2 separate regions of the Homo sapiens genome follow, and region 1 is linked to region 2. Evidence: chromatin loops called from intact Hi-C (ENCODE). Cell type or tissue: left ventricle myocardium inferior. All regions are shown on one strand.

Region 1 (8,000 bases), 300 kb after region 2:
ATTTAAGATGTTAGGAAGGTTGGAAAATGAATGTGTGTTGTCATTTGGGAGACAAAGGAATTGACAAATGCTTCTAGTTAGAATACCAGCTAGGAAAAGGAGGCATACAGAGCTGACCTCATGCTCTGAAAAGGCAAGGAATCCAGAACCTGCCTCCCTAATCCACTTAAGCCCCAACCTTGATCATCAAGGGCAGTGCATAGGTGATCCTGTACGTCACACCTGAACACACGACCCAGCTTAGGGGAAACACCTTGCCTTCTTTGGTTCTGCTGCCCCCAGTCACCCTCCCAGGCCACCCCAAATGCCTCTCCCTCCAGTCTCAGCTCTGATCCGTGAGCCCTGCCAAAGGCCTGAGACTGCACTGATCTCAGAAAACAGGAGTCTTCCTTTCCCACACTAACTGAAAGGTGACACAGGAACCAACCCCTTAACTTTCCAAATTACTGAGAACTCAGACGACCAAATACCGTACCTGTTGGCCAGTGGAGCCTGCTTGGTCTTTCCATAAAGAGAAGGGAAACCAATAGAAGAGTAATGCCTGTCATTTCCAGGGGAGGCAAAAAAGGACAGTAAACTTTACTACTGTAGGCCCCAGCGCAGAGCCATAGAGGGAGATGTGCCTTCCTCTCCAGCATAAAAATAATATTCACAAGAGTTTTGTATATGTGGTTTTTAAACAAACAATAGCAATAGTCCTAAACTTGGGTCAGTCAGCTGGTGAAGGTGACTGGCAAGATTCTGGCAAGCAGAATGATTCGGAAGTTTCGCAGCAGAGTCTTCTGCCGAGGCTCAGGTCTCCCCTGTGTAACCCGCAGGGAGAGGGGTAAGGGGGCTTGGGCATTAGTACAAACAGCCTTGCAAGGTTTCAAAACTAAGCCCTAATTCCCAGAAATGAAATGGAGGTCGAGGAGAGATGAGGGTCCACTCTCAGGGAGGCGGAGGGATCAAGGCCACTTCCTGGGATTGCTTCTTAAGGGAAACAGGCCCTCTTGATAAGGGCTTGTTGGGGCACATGGAGCAATACCTAGAACAGCCCAGACCTTGGGGTTACCAGGTGGAGCCATGTGAAGGGAGGCAGTTGCTATGCACTGATCTTCCTTGGTGGGCCAGGCTGAGCCTCCTGGGTTAGTCGAACATTTTTTAAGTCTACGTAATCCTAAAAGTCAAAAGAATAAGCTGAATAAAAGTGTTGTACAGATCTTTAGTTTTCCTCCAGTATAAGAGAAAGTAAAGTGGATACTTCACAAATATTCTCTGTATCACTGTGTATTATAGAGACTGCGTATTACATAGACAACTAATACAAAAATGCATGCTTTCCACAAACAGGAGTGCATGTTGTCTTTGCTTAGATAAGCCATATATGCAGCATAATAACTGTTCTCTTTATTTTAAGACACAAATCCTAATATTCTTTAGAGTGCCTCAAAGAAGATGAAGTGTGACCCATAAAAGAACTACTTAATAACAAAGATTCTTCAGAATGAACCGTCCTAAAAAAAAACAAAAAACAAACAAACAAAAAGATTCGTCCCACCTAAAATCTTTGTTTTTTTATTGATCTGAATGAAACACATTTTCCTTTTCATGGTTTCCCCATTCATCAATAGTAAACTCAGCTCCTTTATCTCAGGAGCATTAGAACTACTAACTGCAAATGTGCTGAGTACAAATCACTTTCAGAAATGTCCAACAATCACACCCATTTTAATGCTGCGAATGAAAGATTTGATGAACCTAATCGGTTCATCTAGCAAGCAAGCTATTATAACACTATTTTACTGCTGGTACTATTCCATTACCACCCGTAAATGATGTATTTAAAGTTCCAGGATCTTGAAAATGAACAGAGCCCTTGTAAAAATTGTGTTTATACATTTTGTTTATTAAATAACTTAATGATTACTTTGAGTATTTGTGCAGCTGAAACCCAGGGGTGAGGCTGCAGTTGTCCTGATTAAGGTAGTACATTCCTGCAAAAGGCTTAACTGCAATAGACATGTTACAACATGAACACGATTAGGATAAGAGAAACATCACCATCTTGATTTAAAGTGGCTACTTTAATTTTGTCTATAAGATGTCTATGATAAAATATCAGACTATACTTTTACATAACACTTCAAGGCCTCCAAAATAAGAGAGAAAATTATATTACCTTTCTAAATAGGTATATCGATATAATATAAATCAGTACTTTTGTCTTGATTCCTAAACTTGTGGAGTGACAGTAATAAGCAGAACTGAAAAGAGGGTGGACAGTTGTGACACATCCAGGTTCAATATTCCAAAGATTCATCAATGTTAAGAAACACATTTAGGGCTGGGCACAGTGGCTCACACCTGTAATTCCAACACTTTGGGAGGCTGAGGAGGGAGGCTCATCTGAGTCCAGGAGTTTGAGACCAGCTTGAGCAACATAGGGAGACTCCATCTCGATAAAAAATCTGGCCAGGCACGGTGGCTCATGCCTGTAATCCCAGCACTTTGGGAGGCCGAGGTGGGCTGATCACCTGAGGTCAGGAGTTTGAGACCAGCCTGGCCAACATGGTGAAACCCTGTCTCTACTAAAGATACAAAAATTAGCTAGGTGTGGTGACGGGCACCTGTAATCCTAGCTACTTGGGAGGCTGAGGCAGGAGAATTTCTTGAACCTGGGAGGCTGAGATTGCAGTGAGCCGAGATTGTGCCACTGCACGCCAGCCTGGGCGACGAGAGAGACTCCGTCTCAAAAAAAAAAAAAAAAAAAGGCTAGAAAATTACCCAGGTGTGGTGGCATGTGCCTGTAGTTCCAGCTATTTAGGAGGGTGAGGCAAGAGGATCGCTTGAGCCCAGGAAGACGAGGCTGCAGTGAGCCATGATCAGCCCACTCCACTCCAGCCTGTAACAGAGTGAGACCTTGTCTTAAAAAACAAAACAGCCGGGCACGGTGGCTCACGCCTGTAATCCCAGCACTTTGGGAGGCTGAGGTGGGTGGATCACCTGAGGTCAGGAGTTGGAGACCAGCCTCACCAACATGGAGAAACCCCGTCCCTACTAAAAATACAAAATTAGCCGGGCGTGGTGGCACATGCCTGTAATCCTAGCTACTCGGGAGGCTGAGGCAGGAGAATTGCTTGAACCCTGGAGGCGGAGGTTGCGGTGAGCCAAGATTGTACCATTGCACTCCAGCCTGGGCAACAAGGGCAAAACTCTGTCTGAAAAAAGAAAAAAAAAAAAACAACCAAGAAACACATCTAGGAGGAGTTTACTATGCCTATCACTTAGAGAAGGTGGAAGTATCTGAACTCTGGGAAATTGTTTGCTGAAAATGAATTTCAAGTTGTCTGCCTTTCAATTTAACTATTCAGCCACTTGGTTTTGGTTTTGTTTCATTTTTGATAAAGAAAAAAGCAGTTGATGGAAGGGCACAAACTGACAGTTCTTACTGTATTAAAAATCAAGTCAGCCGGGTGCGATGGCTCACGCCTGTAATTCCAGCACTTTAGGAGGCTGAGGTGGGTGGATCATGAGATCACGAGTTCGAGACCAGCCTGGCCAACATGACGAAACCCCGTCTCTACTAAAAATACAAAAATTAGCCGGATGTGGTGGTGGGTGCCTGTAATCCCAGCTACTCAGGAGGCTGAGGCAGAATTGCTCGAACCCGGGAGGCGGAGGTTGCTGTGAGCCGAGATCGCACCACTGCACTCCAGCCTGGGTGACAAGAACAAGACTCCTTCTCAAAAAACAAAAAACAAAAAACAAAATCAAGTCTTCGCAGAAATAGACAATATAAAGGCTTCCTAAGTGTCCTGCAACACTGGTGTTGTAGATGCTGTGCTGTGCCGCCCAAGCGCCCAAATTCCCAATTTATGACCGAGGCAGTGGCGGCTTTCAGTCTCCTTGGGAATTCCCTTCTACAGAAGGGAGCTGCTTCATCTAAAATTATGTCCATTCCCCAGGGACAGCCAGCCTGCGAGGCCTAGCCCCTTGTCCCAGTTAGCACTGCCATCCCTGCTCCAGGGATTCCTCCATGAGATCGGCTGAGGCCTCCGTGCCAACTGCATCACAGTCCAACGTCCCTGCTTAATCCTGCTGTTGACAGCTCTCCCCAGTTAACCTTCTGCAAGCAAATTTCTGCCTGAGACACTTCTCCACATCAAACTCAACCTAAGACACACGGCAAAATTCTTTGATACAATTAAAGATAACCATTTTTGGCCGGCGCAGTGGCTCACGCCTGTAATCCCAGCACTTTGGGAGGCCTGAGGAGGTCAGGTTTGAGACCAGCTTGGTCAACATGGTGAAACCCCATCTCTATTAAAAATACAAAAATTAGCCAGGCATGGTGGCGTGCTCCTGTAATCTCAGCTGCTGGGGAGGCTGAGGCACAAGAATCACTTGAACCCACGAGATGGAGGTTGCAGTGAGCTGAGATCATGCCGCTGCACTCCAGCCTGGGCAACAGTGACACTCCATCTCAAAATAATAATAATAATAATAATAATAATAATAATAATAATAACAATTTTTATGTAATTGTAGATTACTACTCTATTAATTGGGTTTAAGTGAATGCACTGGTTGTGGTAACATTCCTGCCAGTTTTCTTATAAATCTGTCTGCTTAATTCTAGGTGTGTGGACTTGGCTTTACAAATGTTAATTTCTGTAGGCCGGGCACTGTGGCTCATGCCTATAATCCCAGCACTTTGGGAGGCCGAGTTGGGTGGATCATCTGAGGTCAAGTGTTTGAGCTACTCAGGAGGCTGAGGCAGGAGAATCGCTTGAACTCAGGAGGTGGAAGTTGCAGTGAGCCGAGGTCGTGCCACTGCACTCCAGCCTGGGTGACAGAGCAAGATTTTGCCTCAAAAAAAAAAAAAAAAGAAAGAAAGAAAGAAAGAAAGAAAAAGGAGTCTGAAAAAACAGTCTGAAAAAAATGTAAAATGTATACGTCTTGTTTTCTAAAAATAGAATAAATTAGCTTGTCAAATCACAGTAAAAATATGAATAAATAGGAGAGACTCTCCAGTTTATTTCTCAATTATGTCCATTCTCCTTATAATTACTAATTATCAGGTGACTTGCTGAGCAAGAATGAAACCTTGGTCATTGAAGACATGAGGATGCTGGGAGCGGTGGCTCATACCTGTAATCCCCACACTTTGGGAGGCCAAAGAGAGAGGATCACCTGAGCCCAGGAGTTGGAGACCAGCCTGGATGACATAGTGAGACCCTGTCTCTACAAAATATTTTAAAATTAGCTAAGTATGGTGGCACATGCCTGTAGTTCCAGCTACTAGGGAGGCCGAGGCAGGAGGATCACTTGAACCTAGGAGCCTGAGGCTCTAGTGAGCTGTGATTGAGCCACTGCACTTCAGTCTGGGCAACAGAGCAAGACCCTATCTCTAAAAAAAATAAAAAATACAAAAATATATGAGGGAAGCTGCTACACCTGGTCAACCAATGGTACGTTTAACCTAACGTTCTGCATAGAGAGGCAAGTTTTGTTAAACATCTTGGCAGTGATCCCTGATATCAACTTTAAATTGTCAGGAAAGTTTTCCAAAATATCCATTATTTGTGCTCTCATGGCCCTGCTTTTATAGAACCTATCCCTATGGTTTCTACTATCCTAACTCCCCCACTAGAATCCTGGTCTTTTTCAATGGGAACCTGTTCATAATTTTATCCCACCAACTTTTGAGCAGAGCATGTTAATTAATAGGCACTCGTTGAATTCCAATTTCAATCAGTACAGAGGACTTATTAGCATTTGTGAGATCCTGAGCACTGAGCTAAGCATTGTTGAAGGAAACGAGCCATAGTCACTGCCCTCAAGTAACTTATATCCTCGGAGTGACAACATAATTAAACTGGAGACCCAGATACAAACTGTGGCAAATTAAATATGGGAGGTTGAATATTCACATTTCTCTTCAAACCCCCTGAAGCTCCACTAAAATGTTAGTAAAGAAATACCAGGCCGAGCGCGGTGGCTGAAGCCTAGCCTGTAATCCCAGCAATTTGGAAGGCCAAGGGGGGCAGATTATTTGATGCCAGGAGTTCGAGACTAGTCTGGCCAACACAACGAAACCCTTCTCTACTAGAAATACAAAAATTAGCCAGGCGTGGTGGCATATACCTGTAATCCGACGTACTTGGGAGGCTGAAACAGGAGAATTGCTTCAGCCTGGGAGGCAGAGGTTGTGGTGAGCCGAGATCGCTCCACTGCACTCCAGCCTGGGTGACACCATGAGACTCTGTCTCAAAAAAACAAAAAAAACCCAAAAAACCCCAAAAAAACAAAATGCCAAAGCCTAAAGCCACGATATAAAGAAAACTTGAAAGAAGACTATCAGCAAACAGGATTTCAACAAAATGTTGGAAATGTGTAACTACCTAAATAGCCTGGAGAAAGCTAAAAACCTAAGCTTGCAGGCAGAATGTCAATAAGTAAGTTAATTCTCTATATAGAACACCAGACAGCCTCGGGAAATGTAGACACCAGGAGGCTGAGGTGCAGGGTAGAGCTGAAAATAGGAGGGTTTAGTTAAAAATGTATATAAAGATCTGTTGGAATGCAATTTCCCCCCCACCAAAAATGCCAGAAGATTGTCCTCTCCCCCAGCACAACAGAAAGAAGGAAGCTCACTCTCTCGAGAAGTTGAACCAGGGAGGCTGTGGACTCAGGGACATCACACACACAAAGATGGGGTGAGTCGCCTACTGAAAACAGGGAAATAAAACCTACAAACTGAATGTTAAGATTGCGTAACCCCATCACTTCTGAGAAAACTGGCAGCCAGACTTATGTAAACCTGGCAAAATATTAGAGAACTCCTTTCTAGGGAAACCAACCAATTCAAAAGAAATGTTATAAAACCACATTGGGTCTACACCACCGAAAAAGGTCTATAGATTCAATGCAATCCCTATCAAAATACCAATGACATTCTTCATATTAATAGAAATTTTTAAAAATCCAGAAATTCATATGGAACCACAAAAGAATTTAAAGTAATCTTGAGCAAAGAGAACCAAGCTGGAGGCATCACACACACTACCTGACTTCAAAATATACTACAAAGTTATAGTAACCAAAACAGCATGGTCCTGGCATAAAAGCAGACACATAGACTGGTGGAACAGAATAAATAGCTCAGAAATAAATCCACACATTTATAGCCAACTGATTTTCGACAATAGTGCCAAGAACACACAATGGGGAAAAGATAGTCTCTTCAATAAAAGGTATTGGGATAACTGAGTATCCACATGCCAAAGAATGAAATTAGACCCTTATCTCATACTATATTCATAAACCAACTAAAAATGGATTAAAGATTTAAATGTAAGACCCAAAACTATGAAACTACTAGAAGAAAACAGGGGGAAGCTCCCTGACATTGGTAGGGGCAATGTTTTTTTTGGATATGGCCCCAAAAGCATAGGCAACAAAAGCAAAACTATTTTTAGATAAATGGGATTATGTCAAACTAAAAAAGTTCTGTACAGCAAAGAAAACAATTAACAGTGGCTGGGCACGGTGGCCCACACCCATAATCCCAGCACTTTGAGAAGCTGAGGCTGGTGGGTCACCTGAGGTCAGGAGTTCAAGACCAGCCTGGCCAACATGGCGAAACCCCATCTCTACTAAACATAACAAAAATTAGCCAGGCCTGGTGGTGCGCACCTGTAATCCCAGCTACTTGGGAGGCTGAGGCAGGAGAATCACTTGAACCTGTGAGGCAGAGGTTACAGTAAGCCAAGATCATTCCACTGCACTCCAGCCTGGGTGATGGAGTGAGACTTTGTCTCAAAATAAAAATAAAAATAAAATAAAAAAGACATTTAGAATTTTCCTAATGAAATGGCTAGTTCCTGCCCAATCACACCTTGATGAAACCCATCGATCTCTAAACCCTACCAACATGCACAAGGTTTTCCAACATGTTTTAGTTTCTCACTCAAGTTGTTAGAATATCAACGCCCACCACTCATGTGAGGAAATCC
Region 2 (8,000 bases):
CAGAAATTTTTAGTTCTGAAGGTGTTCATTCATTTGTCAAGAAACAAATTGCCAACCTAAATGAGGGAGGAAAAAACCAGCAAATTCCATGTCCTTTCTATCCTCAGAAGCCATTATAAGCTTCAAGCCATCCTTCCATACCATTGGAGGTCTTCTCAAGAAGCTGGTATGAAGTATCCTGAAGAGGCATAAGCAATGAGTTTGGGCTAGTGTGGTCTAGAATCAAAAAGAGTCATTCAGCATCTATTTAATAGTAGACTCAGATCATTTAAAATTGCCTAAAACTCCAGAACTGTGCTGTCCAATACGGTACTCACTAGTAACATGTGGCTATTTGAATTAACTTAAATTTGAATTAGCTTAAATTTTAAAGTTCATTTTCCCAGTCACACTATCCACATTTCAAGTGGTCCATAGCTACACCCAGCTAGTAGCTACCATATCGGACAGCACAGATTTATGGCACATTTCCATGACTGCCCAAAGCTCTATTGAACAGCCCTGGTCTAGAATGATTCTGGGTCCTTCAGATCATGAGAGGCTCACACTCGTGCACCACTGGTTCTCAACTCTGCCTGTATGGAGAATCACCCAGAAACTTAAAAGCAAAATGTCTATGCCCTACCCTAAAAAGTTTTGGTTTAGTTGGACTGGATGGGATCTGGAAATAAATATTTCCCAAAAGTTGTCCATGGGATCCTAGCAGTCAGGGTTGAGAATTGCTAAGTTATAGAGACAGGCTTACGGCTATTGAAGCAACCCACTAAACCAAAAATTTGGGGGAGGTTTTTGTAGACTAGCCAGGCTACTTCTCATCTCCATCTTTCAAAACCTACTATCCATCTCCTAGGAGGTGAGGGAGGCCCAGACCTACATAAAGATTAATGACAGTGAAACCAGTTCTGTGGAGTGAAGCAAAAAATTGACTGCCTAATGAACACAAACTTTTGCTGGAAGAAAACCAGCCCTGTAACTCCTCTTCAGTTATGAGTTATTTGATGCCCTTCAGAGTGGGTCTTATATATTGAAAGGCTATTCAGAAGTTAATTCCAGTTTTTAAAATATATATAAAAAGTTTTTAGCTTATATATTCAAAGTAGTAGTTCTCCATTATGCTTTAAAATTTAGTATACAAATCTTATCATATTCATAAATCTTGCAAATTTTAGAAATCATGATCCTTTAAATAATATCTGGTCTTATCTGTAGCATGACTTAATTAAACACCTCCCAACTTTTTACACTGAATTTATAAATTTAGTACATATAATTGCCTTCTTTAGTACTTTGTAACATTTTCAAGAAGCTAAAATCTTACAGATCTAATAATTTAACTTCTAAACATGGTAACTCTTAAGTTTGCTCTAATGTTTCAATAATACACATAAACTTAGTAAGAATTCTGCTTAAAAGTCTAATAGGCTGACCTCTTACTCCATTAGGTCAAGTGTTCTTAAATAGTGCAATTACTTACACTACAAAAAAATGCAGTACTTTCGACAGCACATTCTAAATCTTTCTGGAGTTAAAATATGCTTACCTGTTAAAAGAACCGTTATGACCTACCCAAACAATTTGGGGTGTTGTCTTCCCAAGTAAATTTTTTGGTCTGCCTTCTTAGCTTGTTCAAATTTTTTGACGAACAGTGGTTTTGGTTGGAACACAACTAGATCCTTGTTTGAGACACTGATGGGGTGTACTGAGCCTTATTTATATTTACTGTATTTTTTATTTTAAAAAAAGGTATTCTGAAGGCCTACTTGTCTTAGATATTGAGTCGTATCATTTCTTATTTTCAAGTCATGTTAGAATCTATGGCTACATCAATTGAAAAATACCTGGATTTTGCACTTCCTAACCTTTTAGAATATGTAGCTGTCTTTTATATCTAAATCTAAATACCTTTGAATTTGGCAGAATGTCATATTCTTTCACATTGTCTCGTAGAACAATCAACTCTTCCAGATATTTCTGATCCTTGACTGACTGAATTTCTCTCATGGCTTTGTCTGGCTATGTGGTCACAATTTCCAATGTTATTCTATTGACAAGGTTTTTTAGCTTCCAGAATAGCTGACCAGAAGCCTCTCCATCCACATTTCTATTGCAGACATTAGGAGAACACTTGAAGTACACGGCTTTGTCTGATCTGTTCAGAGTTCCTAACTTTGCCCTTTACTACCAATTGTCCAGACCCTCAGTTTCTTCTTCTATCAAACAAAGTAATATTACTTAATCTCACATGGCTGTTGAGAGAACACAATGAGTTTGTGCATCTAAAGTGCCTTGAATAGCGCTAGACTTGCCATAAGTACTCAAGATGTACTCTAAGTTCTGTATTTCTTAGACAAACCTGATTTCAGAGATCAAAATAGGCCTTACACAGTGCGACGCGAATTTAAAAGATTACCGCATTCAGGTGTATGGATTTTGCAGTATTAAAGATGCTGCCTGGAATAGGTCATTATCTTCTCCAAGTACTCTGTTAAGTCAATGAGTCACATAGAGTATAAGGTTTATTATCTGCTTTTCTTTCATTAAATAAATCTTTATTGAATTTCTACTACATTAAAAAACCAAACCAAAACAAAACAAACAAAAAAAACACTTCCCTGAGCCATAAAGGAAAAGGTAGTTTTGACTGGAACCTTGAAGGATGGGTAAACTTTCAGCAGATAAAGATTGAGAGAAGACCTTCCAGGTAGAGAAAGCAGTGTGGGCACAGGCAAAGATGGAAGAACACACGTGGCTGTGGGAAACACAGCTAGAAGCCAGTGCGGATAGAGAGTAGGCTATGATGTGCAGAGGTTAGACACTGGGAGAGACAGGTCCATGAGAGTAGCTTGGACTAACACAGGGAGGGTTTGGAATCCCAAGCTGGGGAACCTAGAAATCAGGCATTGCCCACAGAGCACCAGTTCAAATGCTTGCGTCAATTGCCAGAAAATGATGAAGGGATAAATAAAGAGAGAACTACTTCTTTCTTTTATTTGTCTGTTAACCCATTGGCATTGTGGAGGGAAACTCCAACAGTCTGGGTCTCTTGCCAGGTAAGTTTTGATGGCGGAGTAAAGAGAAGTAGAAAAGGTTGGAAGTTTGGGACAATTTTCAGTAAGTGTGGACACTGGACAGCAGGGGGCAGCATAAGGGCACCAAAAAGTTGAAAGACGCAGAAGACATTCGCTTATGTAACATTTCCTGACAATTATGAGTTTACATTTATAAGGCTACTTATATTAGTAACTTAGCATTCTTCTCCCAAAAATGAACAGAAAATGACAGAGAAAAGACGAAAGAAAAATAACAATTGCACTGTGTTAGGCTGGCTAACAGCAGAATGGCACTGCTGTTTATTTGAGAGGATAGAAACAGGCAGTTGTCTGCTTATTATTTCCTTTCAAATAAATACAAACTCAGAATTCAATACAAATGTGTACATTTCAATTGGAAAACACACCTTTATATGACTTTACGATTTTGCATTTTTAAAAATACATTTGTTCAGCTATACTGTATTCACAAGTTTCCCTAGTGAAAAAGTGGGGAAACTTGAAAAAATATATCATTTAAAAAGAATTGAAAGTTTAATATACATGTTATTTTATATGCCAATATATGGAATTTTAAATTTTGAGTTGTTATGATTATGAAATTTTCTGGACTTTTAAATTAAAATTTTTTCTTTATGTCTAAAATTCAAAATTATCTACATTACATTTAATCAGATTTTTCTAGTGAAATTCATCTCTTACTAGCCTTTTTAAAAGTTTCTTCAGCTATTGTTTTAAAAAAGTTTGGGGCCGGGGACGGTGGCTCATGCCAGTCTTTACATTAATAAGAATAGCGAAAGGCTGGGTGTGGTGGCTTATGCCAGTAATCCCAGCACTTTGGGAGGCCGAGGTGGGCAGATCACTTGAGGTCAGGAGTTCGAGACCAGCCTGGCCAACATGGCAATACCTCTACTAAAAATACAAAAATTAGCCAGGTGTGGTGGCTGGCGCCTGTAATCCCAGCTATTCAGGAGGCTGAGGCAGGAGAATCGCTTGAACCCAGCAGCTGGAGGTTGCAGTGAGCCAAGATTGTGCCACTGCACTCAAGCCTGGACAACAGAGCAAGACTCTTTCTCAAAAAATTAAAAATACATACATACATACATACATACGTACATAGTTTGGATGGTTAGTGATGTTAAGAGTGGAAAACTGGAAATTTCCACGTAGATTTTTTTTTAGCTCTGGAATTTGCCATGGCAAAGGCTACATTATACTCACCTGCAATCTCTCCATCCAACTTGTGAGGAAGATGGTAGCACACTGCTTCATACCCTCACACTTAAGGAGAAACCTCTCTGTCTGTGTTCCTTCATGATTCTTTCAATGCCTGTCACACGTTTTGAAGGCTGTGATCACTGTGTGGGTTGCACTCTGTGTGCTGCTTTTTGTTCTGTCATTTTGCTTTTTTATATATACCTCTTTACATGTATTGATATAATACCTCATATTTATCACTATAAATGGCCAAAAAAAATTGATGGCAGACTATTCTTATGATTATTGAATACTGATTTCCAATTTTAATAAGGAAAATCTGAAACAATGAATAAATTTGGGGCTTAAGCTGGTTAGCATTAAACTTCATTCTTCAATATCATAATTGAAAATAAAGTACTCTGTAAGGTAACTTCATGAAAAATTACCTATTTTTTTATTTTAATCATTTGTAAATCTGGGCATATAAAGATATCAAGTTATTTAAAATGTTACCTTTCAAACTAGAGTTTACAAGCAGGGTGTGCCTGCTTGTGTTTATAGGAAGTAAGTTCACTAACGGCAAGAGCAACATTTTCTTTTATATTTCCCCTGGCTTATAGTACAATGCTTTTGCACAGAGGTGGGGCCCAATAAACAAAACAAGGTTAGGAAAACTTATTAAAGCATCATATGAAACATAAACATGTTTTGTAATGTAGATTTAAAAGTACTCGTGGTCGTTGTTGTTGTTGTTTTTAGCCTGAGTTTCGCTTTTGTTGCCCAGGCTGGAGTGCTGTGGCATGGTCTCGGCTCACTGCAACCTCCTCTTCCCGGGTTCAAGCGATTCTCCTGCCTCAGCCTCCCAAGTAGCTGGGATTACAGGCACGCGCCACCATGCCATGTTAATTGTGTATTTTTAGTAGAGACGGGGTTTCACCATGTTGGCCAGGCTGGTCTCGAACTCCTGACCTCAGGTGATCCACCCATCTCGGCCCCCCAAAGCGCTGGGATTACATGTTTGAGCCATTGCACCTGTCCTTTTTTTTTTTTTTTTTTTTTTTTTTTTTTTTGTGAGACGGAGCTCTCTCTGTTGCCCAGGTTGGAGTGCAGTGGCGTGATCTCGGCTCAGTGCAACCTCTGCCTCCCGGGTTCAAGCGATTCTCCTGCCTCGGCCCCCCAAATAGCAGAGATTACAGGTGCACCACTATGCCCAGCCAGTTTTTTCTTTTTTGAATTTTAGTAGAGACAGGGGTTTCACCATGTTGGCCAGGCTGGTCTGGAACTCCTGACCTCAAATGATTCACCTGCCTCAGCCTCCCAAAGTGCTAGGATTACATGCATGAACCACGTCCCCGGCCTAAATGTACTCTTCATATTTCCATCATATGTTTCAAATTGTGAAAGTGGTTAGAGTGCGACTGTTATTGTTCTTGTTGTTGTTGTTGGTATTTTTCTCAGTGCCTAAATAAGACTGTGCTAATTATTTTCTTACATAGAAATTCTCCTCACTTTCTAGTGAAACTATCAGACTAATTGCAGATCTTTTATTACTAGATGGTTATTTTGATCTGCTTTAGCCTTTATGCTAAAGTTTGCATCTTTTCATATTAATTCTGAGTCCTTGTTATCTAGTTTTAGTGACATTTATAAACAACACTGATTCCTCAAATCACATTTGAGCACACTTAAGGCAGAGTTACTTCTACTAACCATCCTGTAAGACCATTTTGTTTAAGCGTCAAGTGTCACCAATTACTAACTAATAGGCCATAACCTCTCTGACTCAGGGATTGAAGTTACGTTCCCTAGGGCATGTCTTCCAGAACTTTTTCTCTTATACTTCTCTTAGTGCTTTCTTTACTATGTAAACCAGGGGTATCCAATCTTTTGGCTTCCCTGGGCCACATTGGAAGAAGCAGAATCCTCTTGGGCCAAAAAATATACAAACGATAGCCGATGAGCTAAAAAAAAAAAAAAAAAAATCATGAAAAAATTCTCGTAATATTTTAAGAAAGCTTATGAATTTGTGCTGGGCTGCATTCAAAGCTGTCCTGGGCTGCGTGTGTCCCACAGGCCACAGGTTGGAAGGTTGCAGGTTGGACGAGCTTGATAAATATATAGTTAGAAAATACCAAAGGCATAGTTTCTTTAGAAATCACATGTCTCAAAGTAAATTATCTTTTCTTGGCTTTTTACATTTAAAAAATTTCATGTATTCCCTATTTTCTATAAACTACAAAAAATAAAAATAAAAACAATAATAAAATTTGAGAGTTGAAAGAGTTGGGAAGGGTCGAGTCTCACTCCTTCTTTTCAAAGTTGAGGAGATGGAAGCCCAGGGATATTAACATCAAGACCATTCAACTAGGTGGTGGCAGAGCCAGGATTGAAACTTACATTCTTTAAAATAAAAGCTTGCAAATAACTTTGTAATACAGTTAAGGTAACCTAGCATGGGTTAATTTTTAATTCATTGATGACTCTAATTATAAAAATGTCACATGGCTTAAAAAAATTTTTGCTTTTTAAAAATACCCTGAGTAACCAACATGATGGGGCTGGGCACAATAGCTCATGCCTGTAAGCCCAGCACTTTGGGAGGCTGAGGCGGGCAGATCACCTGAGGACAAGAGTTCGAGACCGGCCTGGCCAACATGGTCTCTACTAAAATACAAAATCTACTAAAAGTCTCTACTAAAAATACAAAAATTAGCCGGTGTGGTGGTGGGCACCTGTAATCCTATCTACTTGGGAGGCTAAGACAGGAGAATCACTTGAACCCGGGACACAGAGGTTGCAGTGAGCCGAGATCACGCCATTGCACTCCAGCCTGGGTGACAAGAGTGAAACTCCATCTAAAAAAAAAAAAAAAAAAAAAAAAAAAAAATGCCAACATGATGGACACGATACTATTATAAAATTAGACTTTTTCTCTGTACATAAAATTGTTTTGTTTTTTATTCCCACTGAGAATTAAGAAAAGAGAATATTTTAAGAAAGACCATTATACAGAGGATAGTTCAAAATTCATGCTGAAGAGCTATTGCTTTTCAAGTAGATTGAGCAAGTTTAGCTATTTGGAAAAGCACAGTTATCGGAACAACTCAAGAAAACAAAGGCAAAAAGAGTTCTGTTAAGACAGAAGAAAGGAAACTATATATTGGAAATACACACAATAGTGTCCCCTACAAGCCTGGTGTAAAGAAGCGTATATATACATGTGTGTGCACACTAGTATTTTTGTGAATTGAAAGAGAAAGGATAGAGTTTGAGAATTTATTTAAGAAGGAACACTTTTTTAAAAATTCAGAATAGCATTTCTTTCTTTTAAAGGTCTAGGTTTTTAGTATTTTTGTTCAAGGGAAAGAATGACTGACAGCTAGCATAAACCCAGCTTAGCATTTATGTTAAAATGAAGGTAATTAGAACCTGGCTCAGGATACTCAGGGGCAACTGACTTTCCACCCTACAGTGAAAATTATTCCTTACTCTTTCTTCAAGAAAAAATGGGCTGAGCACGGTAGCTCAAGCTTGCGGTCCCAGTACTTTGGGAGGCCAAGGCAGGCAGATCCTTTGAGCACGGGAGTTCGAGACCAGCCTGGGCAACATGGTGAAAATACAAAATTTTCTCTGCAAAAAAATATAAAGATTAGCCAGGTGTGGTGGCACATGCCTGTAGTCCCAGGTGCTCAGGAGGCTGAGGTGGGATGATTGCCTGAGCCTCAGAGGTCAAGGTTGCAGTGAGCTGAG

What was found. Peaks named below come from ENCODE experiments on the same cell type or tissue, not always from the same donor. Only the 100,000 strongest peaks of a DNase experiment are listed, where the experiment ranks them.
Region 1: a loop joins it to region 2, with 4 times the contacts of the local background. A loop is called at or near these places in 29 of 110 quality-filtered maps.

Annotation. Positions count from the first base shown.
Region 1 is chr10:32,064,794-32,072,793 of GRCh38, reverse strand. No RefSeq gene overlaps it. Among named protein-coding and RNA genes, the nearest start is that of KIF5B, 12 kb to the right of the region's middle. In left ventricle myocardium inferior, no CTCF peak of the experiment used is centred here; a DNase peak (open chromatin) is centred at 4,033.
Region 2 is chr10:32,363,140-32,371,139 of GRCh38, reverse strand. The region is part of intron 1 of EPC1-AS1 (EPC1 antisense RNA 1); the gene reads right to left. It also overlaps a transcript of EPC1 not described here. Among named protein-coding and RNA genes, the nearest start is that of EPC1-AS1, 20 kb to the right of the region's middle. In left ventricle myocardium inferior, a CTCF peak has its summit at 3,139 (motif pointing right); a DNase peak (open chromatin) is centred at 3,119; H3K4me3 peaks cover 955 bases; H3K27ac peaks cover 3,218 bases.